Regions from separate parts of the Homo sapiens genome. Here region 2 is linked to region 1. Evidence: read pairs that join two places in POLR2A ChIA-PET (ENCODE). Cell type or tissue: A673. All regions are shown on one strand. Links, peaks and the distances in the headings refer to the core of each region. The heading gives the core; the rest is flanking DNA.

Region 1 (8,697 bases), core at 2,651-6,650:
TGGTGACACTGTTGTAACTAAAAAGCACAGAATCTGTTTTCAAGCCTGTTCAGGATGGAATCAAGTATTGGATGATGTCAAATAGTCTTGCTGCAAGTTCAGAAGTGCCTTGGACGAATCTAATATGAAATGCTAATTATTTGCAATAGAATGTAAATAAGGTGGCAGTAAGTCTTATTTGCAGTGACTAATGAAAGCTGTTGTACTATAATCATTGAGATATAGAGCAACAGGACAATTCATTAGGAAAACCGTAGTTGACAAGCGGTTAATTCATGCCAGTCTGGACCTTTCCTCTTGCTTCTGTTTACTTCTATTATTTCTTCTTGATAATAAGAAGTCCCATATGGAAACATATAACAAGGATAAGAAGAAACTAGCAGCTAAATTTTGCCAAGCTATGCTGAATATCTACAGACTAAGTCTTCCTTAGCTTTTCTTTGCCTATGAAAAACAACTGCCATATTAGGCTGATTGAAAATATAGTCATTTTCTAGTCAGCAAATTGCTAGTCTGAAAATTTTTCATGTTCTCTCACCAGACTTGAGCAAAACTTAGCTATGCTGCAAATTATTGTATTTCCCAGACATATATTACATTTCAAAATTTAGCCACATTTTCACTTCTCAGATTTTAGCAGTAGAACACTTTTAACAACTAAAAACAGTAAATTGCTTGATACAGCTCTCTTCTATGTATTATAGAATACAGTCCTTGATAAATAAAAGTTGAAACTCTAGAATAGCTTTTCTTTTCTGGGGCATATATTCCTCACAGCAACAATAGTGCAAGATGCTATCTTATTTTCAACTCATATAGCCAAATTTTGAACTTATAGAAGAATTAAAGTAAACAAAGTACTTTCTATTCCCCAAAGGTGTAAAAATTAGGAAGGTGATTTCTATTATGTGTAATTTTCACAACGATTTCTTTCACTATCTGTGACTACCATAAAGGAAAGCCAGCTCATTTGACGCAATCGGCAATTTATGGCCCATCCCCTTTTGAAAGGATTTAAGGTAGCTTATCTTTTTAAGGATGAAGAAGTGAAAAGTTAATACTGTGATTTATTTTTGAGCTTCCTAACAGCCAGGGGAAAAAGAGGAAATAGAGCTTTTAGAGTGCCAAAACTTGGGCTGCATCTTCTAGGCAAATTCATACTTGAATTTAGGCTCAAGGAAATAAAACCCAAGAAATACCGAGAGTAAGGCCAACCAAGAGTTTTGTGTACCATTTATTCCCCATTATTTATAAGGCCGTGGATTACCCATACTGAGCTCATTCTTTCTATCTGAAAACAGGTGTCTTAAATTCTTTAGACAGTCTCAGGCTCCTAAGCTGGTTTGGAATAAGATCACTCTGCAGTGATAGTTCACACACGAGTTTTTTCTACTACTAGGGTTGCCAAATAAAACATAGAAATGTCAGTTAAATTTAAATTTCAAGTAAACAATGAATACTTAATATAAATATGTCCTAAATGTTGTGTAGGGTATACATATACTAAAAAGTTGTTCATTGTTTATCTAAAATTCATACTTCACTAAATGTACTCATTTTTTATATTATTTTATTTTGCCAAGTCTTGCAACCCTACCCATACTTGCTGGTAAAGCCCCTCACAGTGTATAATAGAGAACTATCCCTTTATCACAAAAACTGAGGGCCCATAGTGACAGCCAATCATATTCTTTTTTTTTTTTTTTTTTTTTAACTTTTAACACATTGAGGTGAACAGATAGATAGACTATCATTTTCTGGCTGGGTGCGGTGGCTCATGCCTGTAATCCCAGCACTTTGGGAGGCCGAGGCGGGCGGATCACGAGGTCAGGAGTTCGAGACCAGCCTGGCCAACATAGTGAAACCCCATCTCTACTAAAAATACAAAAAAAAATTAGCTGGGTGCGGTGGCACACACCTGTAGTCCCAGCTACTTGGGAGGCAGAGGCAGGAGAATTGCTTGAACCCAGGAGGCGGAGATTGCAGCGAGCCGAGATTGCGCCACTGCACACCAGCCCAGGTGACAGTGTGAGACTTCATCTCAAAAAGGAAAAAAAAAAAAGACCATCATTTTCGATCAGTGTCACTTAACAAAGAATCTTTAGACAGTGTACGACAAAACAGACTTTTACCAGGAGACTTGAATACTTCAAGTGAGCTATAGATTGGTGGGGAAAGACCACACACGCACACACATACACACACACACACAATATATAGTTAAATTAGGTTTCCACTTTAATTAGCCAGGGGTATAACATCTTATGGAAAGTTGGATGGATGCGTAGCAGGAGCAGATGTAGCATGTCTCAGAATCCATTGCCTCTAGAAATGAATGGGCACCTGCAGCTACCAGGACACACTGTTGCTGGAAAATAGGGTCTCACTGACTCTAAGAAGCTTAGTTCTTACTGTACTACTGTCTTAGGGTTTACATTCTAGAAGTACACTAACAATCTGGACACCTTGGCTCAAGTGAATATTTTAAACATTGAGCTCTCCTGGTCCTGGAATATATCTCAGTGTCACCAAGAACACATCTGCATTCAGAGTGGGGGAAAGAGTTCACACCCATTAGTCCCTGAACATTATTCTGAAGAGTTATTTTTCCTATAGAGTTTTAGAACCTCTTCCTCATCACTACCAAATAGGAAATCCATTTCTTGGAAGGGGTATGTATGTGCTGGCATGCTGTATAGGTCAGGGTTCTGGCTCAGAGACTAGAATCCAGTTTAAGCAGTGAAGTATTTAATCATGACATTGTAAGTGGATTCGGGGTCATTAGGAGGACTGAAGAAACAATTTAGATCAAGCTTTGATGAGCTACATGTGAAGCCCTAACACAGGCTACCATGGCATTTGCTCCCCGCTCTATGATACAGAAACTGCCTGCTGAATTGGGAAGCTGCTGGCTCCAGAACCTCACTGCCACTCCCTAACAGGAAGTCCCCATGATCAGGAAGCCACCACTGTTACTGCCAGACACAGAACCTTGCAGTGCCTGTTACAATCCACACCAGCATAACAGAGAGCTATCTTTCTGCCTTTTAGTACTACACAGCTAGTGACTAGATACAAGGATGGTTGCTGGTGCTATGAGAGAAAACCAAATGCTTCCACAGTCACACTTGCAAGAAACCCCACAAAAACGTGGCCTCCACCTTACTTCCAACATCCTAACCGTGAGCAATTTGAAGATTGGCCAAACCAAATCACATCCAAACTGCATGGGGTCTCTGATGTGGTTTTTAGCTTCTAGCCACTGCAGTACAGGAAGACACTCTAGTAGATGGTTAAAAATGGATGTTGAATGTCAGTCCACCATAACCAGGATACATTACCTGTTCACAAGTAATAATCATATTTTATTAATTCCTTTGAACCCTACCAAAGGGAAAAATCAATAAAGGCCATGTCATAAGGCTCTCAGACTCTTTTTGAAAAATGTTTCCTAAGGACCTCTGTAGGTTAAATCATTATTATTTCCTTCTATGAGGACGTATACCGATTCTTGAAGAGTGGCAAGCTTTTTTTGTGGCTTTGAATTCCTAAGGGCTTTGAATGCAGAACCTTTGACAGGGATAATTAGATGTTTTATGGACAATGTTTTGACAGCAGTTTTATATAAAGTGTAAAAGCTGCTTCATATGGTTATATCTTTATTCAAAAGCTTTTATCTTGCTTTTGCTGGCAGGTAAAGCCCAGCTTCTGAAAGAGCACAAGCAGCCAGTACCACTCTGACCATTATTTTGGTGGTGCCCAGAAGCTGCTTTCAAAACTCCCTCTATCTGCCTTGATTAGTTTTGCTCTTGTTCTTCTGGACACAAGCAACCCAGTGGGACTGGAATTCCTTCCCTCTTTTACCTACTGTCATGGCTGGATTGGTGCCAAATGGGACAAACTCAGATCCACCCACATTTTGTTCCAAGAGGTTGTATGGTACAACCTCTTGCCCACTGTCGTTGCCATTATTTTGTCAGATGAACATAAAATGAAAAGTATCCTAAGTCACTGGTGAAAGGCAAATAAAGTAGAATTAGTGACAATCCACAAATATTTATAGGGCTATTACACTCATTTCTTTTCCTTGGGATTTTTTATGATTTAGAACATAGAGAAACTCACACCGTCAATTCACCTAGTTCTTATGCAGATGAAGAGACATTGACAAATAACTTTAAAAAAAACATGAGTTAACAGCTTGAGTACTGAAATACGGTTCTTCCTCTTATATTACTTGAAGAACCATGGTTGTATAAAAATCCCAGTGCAATAAATGCAATAAAATCATCTTTATTTATCAAAATAACATTTATTACCAAGACATGAAAAATGAAACCGACAAATTAAGTTACATATCCCTATCAATCTTCTGAAAGTTTTATGCATTTGCTCGGTAAAAAGCCCTTACTTGCCAATTCCATTTGAGCTGTTCTAATCAAATTTTCATATCAGCTGGTTATAATTGTTAACAATCCATTTTGGGAAGATGGGTGATTTTTATAATAGAACTACCCAAAAAATATGTGTTATATATGTAAACTATAAATCAAAATTCTTGATTTGTGTAATGGTTAGCAAGTTATTTGTGGAATTTTACAGTATGAAAATTTAGCCAAGTGTGCATTTAGTCAGTTGTATTCTTTTGGATTGTTTTAATAGAATACAAATATTAGAAAAATAAAAATCATGGAAATTAGGCTAAATTCCTACAGTGCTCCTTTAACAGCAGCCTCCACCCCACCCTACATATATACTTTTAAACTTTCACTTGGGGATTATTACATATGCCAGATAGTCAGTGAATACTTGCAGAGGAAAATGAGTTATTGGGGCAGATAAATAAATGGACTTATAATGTTTGCTTACTAGCTTACATAACTACCAATAACTGTGTTCTGCTAAGCTTCTTCTCAAAAATTCTAATTTTTTTTCTTCTGTGTTTGCCTAAAATCTTCCTCATATATTCAGTTTTATAGATAACTGTCAGGCACATACAGAGGACAGCTCTTTGGAATGGGGATATATTTTACAGCATTTTATTTGTTCGACCATCATTTACAAGCACCAGCCACATGCAGAATACTGACTGGATGTTCTAGTTGCAAAGGTGATCACAATGTTTCCTGTCCTGATAAAATTCTCGGTTTTACAGAAGAAATGATTATGACATATCACATTGCCCATGTTTATTAAAATAAATATTTTATGTTCAATTTTTAAGAACTTTTTTTACAAAATAAAAAAATTTTCATTTAATAACAATTTCTAATATTTTGAGCATAGTGTTTTTACAGTTTTTAGAATTTAGTTTTGGACTAAGTAATAAATATATATGGTTCAAAATTCAGATTTTGAAAAAATATAGTCATGTACCACATAATGATATTTAGGTCAATGACAGACCCAATATACAGTGGTGGCCCAATAAGATTATAATGGAGCTGCCCTATACAGGTGTACAATTTTTATCTTTATATTGTATTTTTACTATACCTTTTCTGTGTTTAGATACACTTAGATACACAAATATTTACAATCGTGTTACGGTATAGCCTAGGTGTATATAGGCTATATCGATTATGTAAGTATAGTCTATAATGTTCCCATGACAGCAAAATCACAGTGACGCATTTCTCAGAACATAGCCCATTGTCCTCCAGCTATACACTTTCCCCTTCCCAACTATCCAGTTTCTCCTCCTCAATTGTTTAGGATTAAGTTCAAGTGCATAGGAGAGAACCCTCAAGTTATCATTGACTTTTATACTTCATTTAAATGGAGAAATTCAAAGCTAGTCTGATGCTTGTATGGAGGTTCCACAATGTCATCACAGACTTGGGTTCCCTCTGTCTTAATGCTTACCCTCTTTATCCTTTAGCTTGTAATTCCCAAGTCTGCCTCTCAGTCCAATTTCACCGCTAGAGTGCCATCTGTCATTTCTTTATTCAGAGAGGAAAAAGAAGACAGTAACAGCCAGAAAGCATGGCTCTTTAAAGAGCTTTCTCCAACACCAAGAAGGAGAGGTATAGACACAAATTCAGGTTGCAGGGTACTTCACATGAAGGAATATCTTTAGTAGATAGGCCATGAGCAGCGTGAGAGAACCCATTGCCTGGAATGTGTTCTCCAATAGCTGCTCATGGCCTAATGGAATGTCACCACCAAGGAAAACAACATCCAAAGGCAGGCTTCATTTAATTCACCTTTTTGCTTAGAGCCAACCTCTCTCCATAAGTTTTAAGTGTCATAGCTTTCAAATTAATCCATTCTTCATTAAATCACAGTGTTTTATTTGTTAACTAAAATTTTACCTAGAAATAGGAAACAGAACTAATGTTAGTATTGTATTTGATAGATATCTTCACTAAGTAAAAATGTGGCTCTCTTCATTATATGTGCTACAATTGAACTCAAATCACACAAATACGTTTGTCTCCATTCACTAATATATTGATTTTCAAGCACGACATTTTATTTTATGGCTTACTTTCAAAGGAAAAAATATTCTGGAAGGAAGGCTTTATATGGTATGTCAGAAGAAAAAGAGCAGCCTACTGTTTTGTTTTGTTTTGTTTTTTTGCTAAAGAAAATTGAGTGCTATTTAGAAAAATGCAGTTCCTTATCAGAGGCATACCATGAGCTAAATCTCAGGGAAAGAAATGGACTATCAGTCATCATTATATTGTGTTTATTTTCAGGTTATATTATGAATACATTTTCTTTAAGTTATCAGTTAGGTGGGGGGGGCTACATTTTGAGGTGGCATTGTCACTAAAATATATGAATTTGAAGTATCTAGTACATCTCTCAAAAGCCTTAATAAAATATACAGAAAGATATTCTCCAACCTTTGTGATGATTGAAAACCAGTTCAAAATATTACCTTCTTGGAATACAGCCTACCAAAAGGATTTAACAAATGACAGTTCCTTAAAAAAAAGAAATATTACATTTTTCCTTTTTCAACATTCCACTATTGAAAATGTCTCAATTATATATGTTGTATAGTACATGTGTTAATATTAATGTTTCTTTATAAGGTCTATTATTAGAAGACATAACAATTTGACTTTGGAAACTTGCTTTTGGGGGTCCCCTTTCTACCTTGTATCATCTTAACAGGCACATTAACCTAATTCATTAAGTTCTTTATATTTAGTAGCTATGAGTAGGATCAGGGAGTGTGTTTCATTTAGACCGGTAACATTCTGGTGTTTATAATTTATAATGATTTGCCTTGATTAAAACACTATTGCTGTTTCTGAAAATTTGAATGGATTCTCAAATGCTAAACATCTGATTTTCTTTCTGAGCTATTCAGGGAGACTTCAGAACAAGAAGAATTTAGCTTTGTAATGACAAGAACTTTCCATAGTAATTCCTCTAAATGTTTAGGACCTTATTAGGGTGGTTTATGTTCTGTGATATTCTTTTTAAAGGAAGGAAAGTTAAGTCTGAGCTTTTTCCTCACCACCAGCAGCGTGGCATCAGGGAGGTGGCCAAGGATCTGACCTTGTGCCTTTAAGACTGTTTTTCCTCACCTGTAAAACTGGAATAACAATTCCAACCATGAGAGGTTGTGATAAGTCTGAAACGGAATAAATAATGTAAAAGGACCTGGCTAGTGCCTAATATATACAGTAGCAGCTCAGTCATTGTTAATTTTTCTGTCATTGTATTGTTAAAATTACAGGTTGTATGTTTAGTGATTTCTGTATAGGTGATTAGAAATAAGTTCAGTACAACTAATGACAAATAAGATTGTCCATTTTAATAGTCTCTCTGTCTCTTTTTTCTTTTTCTTTGTTTTTTTTTGTTTGGTTTGGTTTTGGTTTGGTTTGGCTTGTGGTTTTTTTGTTTGTTTTTTGAGTGGGGTAGAATGGAACTCCAAGGGTAGCATTTCAGAAGATTTATCCTCCTATACCTATAATTTTCTTGGTTGCCACCTAACAATGTTGAGGTGGATTTCCAGTTATATGGGAAAGCCAACCAGTATTTTGCATAGATAACTGAAAACAAAACCTAATCATTTATGGAGCTTTTAAAAGTTCTTTAAATACAATATTTGTATTGTATAATCATTTGTAACCGAATAGGAGACATGTGGCTAGAAAGTAAGACTTATCCCAAATGGTCTGAGTGAGTGGTCAGACTGTACACACTGGCCTTGGTTGGACCAGGAAGAGTGGGCTGTTGGGTGGCAAATTAATGCAAGACTTGAAAGTAGAGGAAGCAACAGAGACCAGAAGTTCCTGCCACCATGGATCACTGGATGGCACTGAAGGTGACTAGTTGGCTGATGGCCACCCCATCTGCACACTGTCAAGTAGGCCCCTGAGAAGATACTTCAAAATACTTAAAGTACGGAAAAAGTACTTAAAGCTTAATCGGTATGTATAGATACTATTCTTATTTAAAAATTTAACTGCTGTTTTATAAATTCTTAACATTTTAATGATTTTTTAATTCCTTCCCAAACTCGGAGTAGTTCTAAGGTTTCGTTAACTTACTGGGTTTAATAATTTTTTTCTAATGTCAACCCTCCTGGACTGCTGCATTGCAGATCTTTTGAATATATTTTGTCACTGTTTTTAAGACAGTATGTACACGCTTGACACTATACTGTTCTTTGTTTCTGTTGCATTTTATGATAGTTAACACAGTACATGAAATTTTTAAAAAATTAAGTGAGAT
Region 2 (8,697 bases), core at 1,923-5,922, 160 kb before region 1:
TAGCTTTACCAATCATAGCTTTACCACTTGATGATCCTGAGTATCTTCAGAACTCATTTGGACCTCCTGTGAAATCCTTAGTGATCCAGAATTGATAAGGATTTATAAACAAAGGTGCAGCAGTCTCTAATGTCTATAGCCAATTGTTTATTTCTTGACTAAGTGGAGGAATATACATTTTAGCCTTTTAATATTTTTGTACAAGCCTTGGCTTTACCTTTCTCCTATGAAATATGTAAAAATTATACCATATGTACTTTGTTTTTGTATAGTTTTCTTAAATAACTTTAGCATAGCAGCTTTAATATCGTAAGAGTACATTTATTTTAAAAACAGTTTTGATATTCTGAGTATTACCTCAGGCATAAGTCACTTGAATAGCTTTTTTTTTTTTTTTGAAGCCTTTCTCCAAGTGAAATGAACTTGTGTTTTTTTCTGAGAATTCTGGAGATCATGAACATATTGGTCTGTTAACAATGAAAGATATTTTTTATATCATTAGAAAAATCAAGCTCAAAAATTTTTTCTCTAGTGTCTTAATTCTGTGATGTATTAGATCACATTACTTTCTCAAAGTATTTTCTCTTGTCTTTCATAAAACTGCATTTGTTTTTTCACATTCTTCTTGCTTATCATACCTCTCCCATAGAGAACTGAAGAATTAGCTAATAGGAGAGTATGAGTGGAGAGTGTAGTGTGGAGCAGCAGTCCTCAACCTTTTTAGCACCAGTGAATGGTTTCATGGAAGACACTTTTTTCATAGATGGCAGGGGGATGGTTTTGGGATGATTCAACCATATTACATTTATTGTGCATTTATTTCTATTATTACATTGTACTATATAATGAAATAATTATACAACTCACCATAATGTAGAATCAGTGGGAGCCCTGAGCTTGTTTTCCTGCAACTAAATGGACCCATCTGAGGGTGATAGGAGACAGCGACAGATCATCCAGGCATTAGATTCTCATAAGGAGCATGCAACCTAGATCTTTTGCGTGCATAGTTCACAACAGGGTTCTCGCTCCTATGAGAATCTAATGTCACTACTGATCTCACAGGAGGTCAAGCTCAGGTGGTAATGCAAGCAATAGGGAGCAGCTATAAATACAGATGAAGCTTCACCTGCTCGCTCAGGCCCGCTGCTCACCTCCTACTATGCAGCCTGTTTTCTAACAGTTACTGGTGTGGGATCCCTGATGTGGAGAGACAACAAAAGTAGATCTGAAAAAGTATTAAAGATTCAGCACAATAGGAGGTAGTTGGGTATATTAAGGAGGAAGGTAAGAAATATTGAGATAGTACAGGTGGCAGGCAGAGCTCATTGCAGGGTGTTACTTGATAACTACTGTGAAGAAATTAAAGTTCATTCTTACCTACTAGAAAACATAGCAGAGGAAGCTTGAGTTCCAGATGGTTTGTAAATTGTGGTTCTTAATTTCCACATTGCGATGCTCTGAGTGGTAAGGACAGTTGATTAGCAGCAAGTTAGCTCTAGGCCTGGGTCCTACTAGCCAGGTGACTTGAAAGAGTCATTTCACCTTCCTGAAATGCTTTTCTGTTATTTCTTATAATGTGATATCTACAAAGTAGATGAACTAATGCTTTTAGAGTATTATAAATTAAGACCGAGGCCAGTAACTTCCCAGTCAGCAGGTTACTATACTGTTAGAGAGTTAAGTGAACAGTGAAGTTTCATAATAACTTCAGGGAAGAATAAAAAAGAATAAAAAATAAATCCTTCTGAGGTGTGCCATGTTAAGTCTGCATAGTAGGACGGGGGAAAAAAACATCTGACAACCTGTATTTATAAAAGAAAATGTATAAAGAGAAGTAGATATGGTGTTAAACAAAGTTGATGTAAAAAATGATTTTTTTCCTTATAGAATAATGGATAAAATTATATGTGAAAAATAGAACCATAATGAGATTTTGAGAGATTACATCTTCCTGGGGACCTTTCTGACTTTATACTCCTTAAGACAGGCAGAAAGAATTCAACGATAAGGGCTACAGGGGCAGCTGCTATGGCTCCTGTGCCCCTCACAGCACTGAATGGGGCCCAGTCAATACTTGTTAGTTCATTGATTTTTCTAAAGGTCTTTTTACGTTGTTCCCTCTCTAACAACATATATTGCCAACAAACAAAATTTTGAAATAAAATTACCCTTAGGGTTCTGGATATTGCTTCTTGATTTTTACCAGTCACTGCTTTTAACATCTCTTCATTCTGACATATGACATCTGTGTGTGGGGGGGTTACAGGAGTACTGCTCCCTGCCTTCAGGAAAAACAGGAGTGAAATCAATGTATTTTTCCTTTTTTGGATTGATCTTCAGATTACATCTCATTATTGTCAGATTTGGGTTTCGTGAATTTATATTGCCAAGACTTTGTAACAATAGATTTAAAGGATAACTGTAAAAATGAAATTCTAATTTCTTCTAGCATTCTAATTATTAACTAGCTTACATTTTATGTTTATTGTTCATTTACCCTTTCCTTTTTCTCATTTTTAAAAATGACTTTCTGTTGCCATTCAGAGTATTATTTGAGCACCATAGTTCATTTCTGCCTTCCACTTAGTCTTAGACAAGTCAGAAGTTTAGTTTTCTTAGCAGGAAAACAGAATGCAAATCCCCAGTGTTGATAGAATATGAGAAGTGGTGAGGATGCGGAAACATTGGTCGGGCTTTTTACATATACATATATTTTCCCCCTTCTTAACCCTTTTTATTTGATTCCACCTGAAGAAATAAAGTTTGATTCAAATAATGAGGAAAAGGGCTGGGCGCAGTGGCTCATGCTTGTAATCCCAGCACTTTGGGAAGCCCAAGTGGGTGGATCACTTGAGGTCAGAAGTTAGAGACCAGCCTGAACAACATGGTGAAACACTGTCTCTACTAAAAATACAAAAAATTAGCCGGGCGTGGTGGCTCATGGCTGTAATCCCAGCCACTCAAGAGGCCGAGGCAGGAGAATTGCTTGAACCCAGGAGGTAGAGGTTGCAGTGAGCTGAGATTGTGCCACTGCACTCCAGCCTGGGTGACAGAGTGAGACTCTGCCTCAAAAAAAGAAAAGTAACCCTTCTGTTATTATCATAGATTCCATGATTTAGATCTTGGAACATTAACCTTAAATGATATTTTGTTGTTAAATAAAAAGGGCAACCATTTGGCCTAGGGGTCATCATATGACTAAATAGTGAACTAAAGACAGGCACCTTCTCCAGGTGACCTTTCAAGTTCTTTTCCCACTCAATAATTTTATTTATTAAAACACATTTACTCAATAATAGTCAAATACTGATTTATCTAAACTTGGAAGAAAGAACAATAGGAAAAGGACATCTAATTTTTTTTTTAAGTGTTGTTCAAAGCTTTGTTTTTAGGTTACATTTCCTGACTTTGCCTTGTCAGGGATTTTCATGAACTTGTAGCACTTTGTTCTGCATTACATCATAGACTTACTCTATCTTTTCAAGGTACCTGTCCCTAGTGCCAGATACACTCATTATTCATACAAATCTAGGTTATATTTTTCTAGGAGAATTAATTACTCTATGCTGGCTACATATGGTTAGCTTGTCAGCAGGAAAGCTTTAACATATTTTGGGGTGGTATAATGTAGGCATTTAAGCAGTCTCTTTTTTCTTCTGTGCATGAATGTAGTAGTACATTAATATATGTTAGAATTAATATATTTCGTAATACAAATGTTTTGCATAGAATACTGGAGAATTTCTTCTCATATGTATTGCAAGTACCTGGCTTCATAATCATGAATAATGGCACTTACTGAAAACAGCGATGCTATGAGCCCATTATACACCTTCAGAATGGCCATAACTACAGGTACTACATGTGAGTGCTCTTTTGTATGTCTGACTGCTCTAAAGGACATATTAAGTGTAATAGAGCATTATTCATGTTACCAGTGTCATATGAACATCTTCCTTTTGCAATGGTTAAGGATAAAAAAAATCCAGGTAAGTGAACCCATCTGTCTTAAAATATAATATATTTTAAGACAAATGTCTTTGTGATAAGTGATCACTGCTTAAAAAGAACAATTCATGCCCAATAAGAATCAACATTATAATAGTACATCTTTGTCTCTTTATAATTTCATATCGCTTAAACTTACTCTATAAACTTAATGATATTTCTTCTTCTTCTTTTTTTTTTTTTTTTTTTGGTCCTTGTTGAACTTACATTCTTTGTTTTTCCTAGACAGTGGAATATGAAGACGTTCCTTAAAGTGCCTTGTAAAGTAGACTTCTTATTAATAACTACATTAATTGAGCCCTTAGAATCTTGATTGTATATGAATAACCATTTAATTTGGCAAGGGTCTGGGGAGAAAGCTAAGTATAAATTAGATATTTATATTATTTGAAAATGGAACTTTTCATTCACTATAGGGCTTTGGTCTATATGAAAATATTCTCTCAGAGTTGTGTACAAAGAACTAATTCTTTATTGCTCAATTTTTGTCAGATGAGTAAGCTGAGTTATGTTTAGTCATTAAGGCAGTGTCTATAATATATTGGAGTCTTATAAGCCTTTGTCTAGTATATTTTAAGTAACGGTCATTATTATATTATGAGCTGATAGCTTTCTGTATCCCAAACAATCATGATTTTCATTATATTTGGCATCCTACAGGCTTCATATAGCATTGTTTTTTAGCCTTTCCTTTACAGTCTGTGACTAAGGGAGAAACAGTCCCTATTTTAATCTGTCACTGCTTTTTTTCTGACCTTGCCTTAACCTGCTTTTGATATTTACAATAGTTGTTGAAGTTCAACAATTTTACTATTACCGCCCCTTCAGTGCGTTTTAAGTCCCAAATCCCTAGTGTGTTTGGTCAAGGAATTCATATCTAGCTTCATATGTGGTATGTCTTCAGCCTACAGCTAAGTGATTATTTCCTGCATGTGTGTTGATATAACACAGGAGTAAGGATAAAGGCAGGAACTTGCCCCTTTGTTCTTTTAGACACCTCCAGTCCCCCACATTCCCAGTAGAGAAACCTAGAGTCCCAGACAGGGTTAACTTGGCATGTGATAGATTTGTGGGTTTGCACCGCTTCTGCCTGCTACTACTCCCATGTTTCCTAACTCTGATTCTGCTAATTTAGTATGTGTCAGGAGTCATTCTACTTTCCTGTGTTTCTGAAGAAAGTCAATTTAGTACAAATTGGGACCTATTTACTCTCCCTCTATCTAACACATACTGTTAGTCAGCAGGGTTTCTGAGGACAGCAATTGCTATTTGAAGAAAACAAACCCTCTTTAGACTTTTCTGAATGTGTTTTAAACATGACCCAGTATATTGCAGTATTGAACAAAAATTATTCAAAATAATGACATGAATGCCTTGTAATTTGTGGCCTATGTATCTTGTTACCTTTTTAGAATTTAGTTTAAAAAATGCTTACTTTATTGCTTAATTAAACATTATCATTTAATTAAAGCTTTCTTTTCATTGAGCATCTAAATTGTTAATTTGGGTTTTGAGGGATGACTCTGGATTCCTTACAAAAACAAGCAGGGCTTTTCTCTCTTCCTGCTATCAGTTTTAGGAGACATATTTCTTCTTTGGTACTGTCATACCAATAAATCATCCCAGATTACTTGCAGTCGTACAGTACTAAACTATACCATGCATTTTAAAGGAAATCTGCTGTTTTCTTTTCAATCAGATGAGCAATGTGAAGAGACTACGGCCACGGCTCAGTGCTATTCTCTTTAAGCTTCAGTTTGAAGAGCAGGTGAACAACATCAAACCTGACATCATGGCTGTCAGTACTGCCTGCGAAGAGATAAAGAAGAGCAAAAGCTTTAGCAAGTTGCTGGAACTTGTATTGCTAATGGGAAACTACATGAATGCTGGCTCCCGGAATGCTCAAACCTTCGGATTTAACCTTAGCTCTCTCTGTAAAGTGAGTTTGTTTTTTTAAAAACACATATTTGCCTGAACACTTGCTCTTAAATGTCAGCCCTGATTGCATTATTTAAATATTTTTTTATTTTGATGTGCTCATTATCAAGAACTTGAACTGAACCATGAACTCAAACCCAGAGTGAACTGAGCTAATTTACTCAACCTCTGAACTAAATCCAAATATTAATTTTCTTCAATCTGCAAATCCAATTCAAGGATTTTATTTAATAACAAAATTATATCATAAACCTATGCTTTCTCAAACCAATGAAATGGAACGTCAAAATATTATTAATACTGACTCGTACTTACTCAGTTCAGATACCTGTATATATATTGAATATTGCTTAGGATTGCCATTAACATTTTTACCTTTAACTATTTAAATATTTCTCTGCATTGCTTTCATAAGCAGACTGAAAGGAGAGAAAAATGGGACCCCTTTATATAAAGGGGAAATTATTATATTGGAAATATATGCAACTCGGATATTATTGATTTTGAAGTGTTTCTATCTAAATATAATTCTAGAGGACATGAAAATGGAGTAAGTTTAGAGCCTTTTTTTTCTCCTGTGTCTTTCATAGGTTGAATTTCCTTACAGCAAATATATTCAATGTTTTATAAAACAGAGCTCTTTCCTGAGGAGTGGGCCATAGTAATAGGGCTTTATTGATCTGCTTACAACAAATTCTTCTCAGTTACACATCAGAAGAAAACCTTTTTCTTGTTCTTGACCTCGTAACAACCACACTCCCTGATTAAGGAATTTGATTATTGCTATTGCCAGCTAGTTAGGGAAGGTGAAAAACAAGTTCTGCTTTACCTATAGGTTTACTGCATGCTTATTCTATTGGGGCTTTCATGAATTTTCTTATACAATTTCCCTGGCCTAAGCCTCTCATTGCTATCAATGCCTTGTGAGTGTTTCCTTTGCCCCATCTCCATTCTTTTATTTTCCTCTCTGTTTTCTTAGGCAGCTGTATTTGGTGAAGATCCCTAGCATGGGCGATGCAATTCCTAAAACACATCCTGAAGACTTGGCACATCTCTCGTGGGCTTACTCAGAGTGAAGTCCTGTGCCAGATGCTTTGCCAGATTCTATCTTTAGATTCTATCTTTAATGTATGTGATTAATATTTACCTGGCATACATGAGACTCATATTTTCCACATGTAAACCATTAATTATGATGAAATGCTTTAATGAAGCCACATACTAAAAGTTATGGCAGCAGAGTTAAGACAGAGAGCCTAGCTCAGCTATGAGAGGGCAGTTAGATATTCAGAGAGAAATGGGAATTTAAGCTGGATCTTGAAGGATGAGCAGATGTTCTGTGAGAGGAAAAGGCGTTCTAAGCAGGAGTCAGCAGCTTCCAAAAGGGTTATAGCATGGCATGTGTGAGTACAGTGAGTGGCCTACTACCTTTGCAAACTAGATGGGAAAGGAGTGGGGCTAATGAGACTGAGGTGATAAATTGGTCTAGATTGTAAAGAGCTTTGAATATCCTGCCTAATGATGGAGATTTTATGGAGTCACACTCTGTAAGGCAAGTAATATGATCAGATGTTTCGTAGCAAGATATGTCTATCAGCAGTATGGAAGAAGGTTAAGCTGCACTGTTTAGTACTGTTGCCATGAAACATATATGGCTACTTAATTCAAATTAGTTGAAATTTAAATAAAATTAAAAACATAGTTCCTCAGTCACACTCGCCACATGCCAAGTGCTCAGTGTCCATACCCGTTGGCAGCATATATATGGCACATTACCATCATTGCATAAAGTTATTGGACAGCGCTGGGTTAGAGGGTTACATTGAGGAGGTATTTGGTGTTTGGTTGACATGTAGTGTGAGACCTAAGAGAGCAACAGAGGAAACCAAACTGAGAAGGTAATAGGAAAGATGGTATGGGGGTGGCAGAGAAGAGAGAAAGGTCAAAAATAATTCCTAAGTATCTACCTTAGGCAACTAATGGGAGATATTGCTACTGGCATGTTTGAAGTGGTTGCTCAAAAGAGAATGAGATCAGGGGTTTTTTGTTGTTATTCTACTCTTGTTTACCTCAGTATCTTAAAGGGCATATGATTGAAGCTACCTTATTCAATTATTTAGCAAAGGTTTGAGTGTCCACTAAGTAGCTATCACTGTGTTTTGAGATGATGGAGTTCCAAGCTAAGGTAACGGCAGAAGGGTTTGAGGTAGAATGTAGTGGGGATGTAGGGAAGTACACAAATTCAGGGACATCTGAGGAGTTGTCAAGGTGTGCTGGTTATGAACTTGGAAGCTGAAGGAGAAGGAGGCAAGCAAGAATGGCAGATTCAGGCTTTCCCTGAGAAGGAAGGCAAAGTAAGAAAAACAGGGTGAGGGGCAAGATAGGGGAAAGTTAATCCACAGCCACACATGTACTACAGTCTGTTTCCTCGTGCAAAAGTGTCTGTGATCCTCTTTAGGTTTTACATCTCAGAATTATAGTTGACACAAAAAAACTGGCTGCATGCTCTTCCTCATGTCCTTATGCCTTCCTCTAAGGAGAGCTGTTGACAGGGAGACTAGGTGTGATTAATGAGGTAGGATAGCCTACTGCAGTGGTTGGTATATAGTAAGTACTCAATAAATAGCTGTTGAATGAATGAAACTTGTCATAAGACAAAAAGTAGTGTCTTATGTTTATTTTGTTGTTGAAAATAAATAGACATCCTCTCATTGAGATACAATCACTGATGCATAGTAATTTTTAAAT

The links. Peaks named below come from ENCODE experiments on the same cell type or tissue, not always from the same donor. Only the 100,000 strongest peaks of a DNase experiment are listed, where the experiment ranks them.
Region 2: POLR2A ChIA-PET joins it to region 1 with 5 read pairs; 2 of 35 experiments call an interaction of 5 or more read pairs at or near these places.

What each region holds. Positions count from the first base shown.
Region 1 is chr13:59,716,975-59,725,671 of GRCh38, reverse strand. All of the region lies in intron 27 of DIAPH3 (diaphanous related formin 3), which reads left to right. Among named protein-coding and RNA genes, the nearest start is that of DIAPH3-AS1, 290 kb to the left of the region's middle. In A673, for the core only: no CTCF peak of the experiment used is centred there; no DNase peak of the experiment used is centred there.
Region 2 is chr13:59,876,482-59,885,178 of GRCh38, reverse strand. DIAPH3 (diaphanous related formin 3) reads left to right here. Exons shown (of 28, transcript NM_001042517.2): 21 at 5,711-5,950. Among named protein-coding and RNA genes, the nearest start is that of DIAPH3-AS1, 130 kb to the left of the region's middle. In A673, for the core only: no CTCF peak of the experiment used is centred there; no DNase peak of the experiment used is centred there; H3K27ac peaks cover 1,330 bases.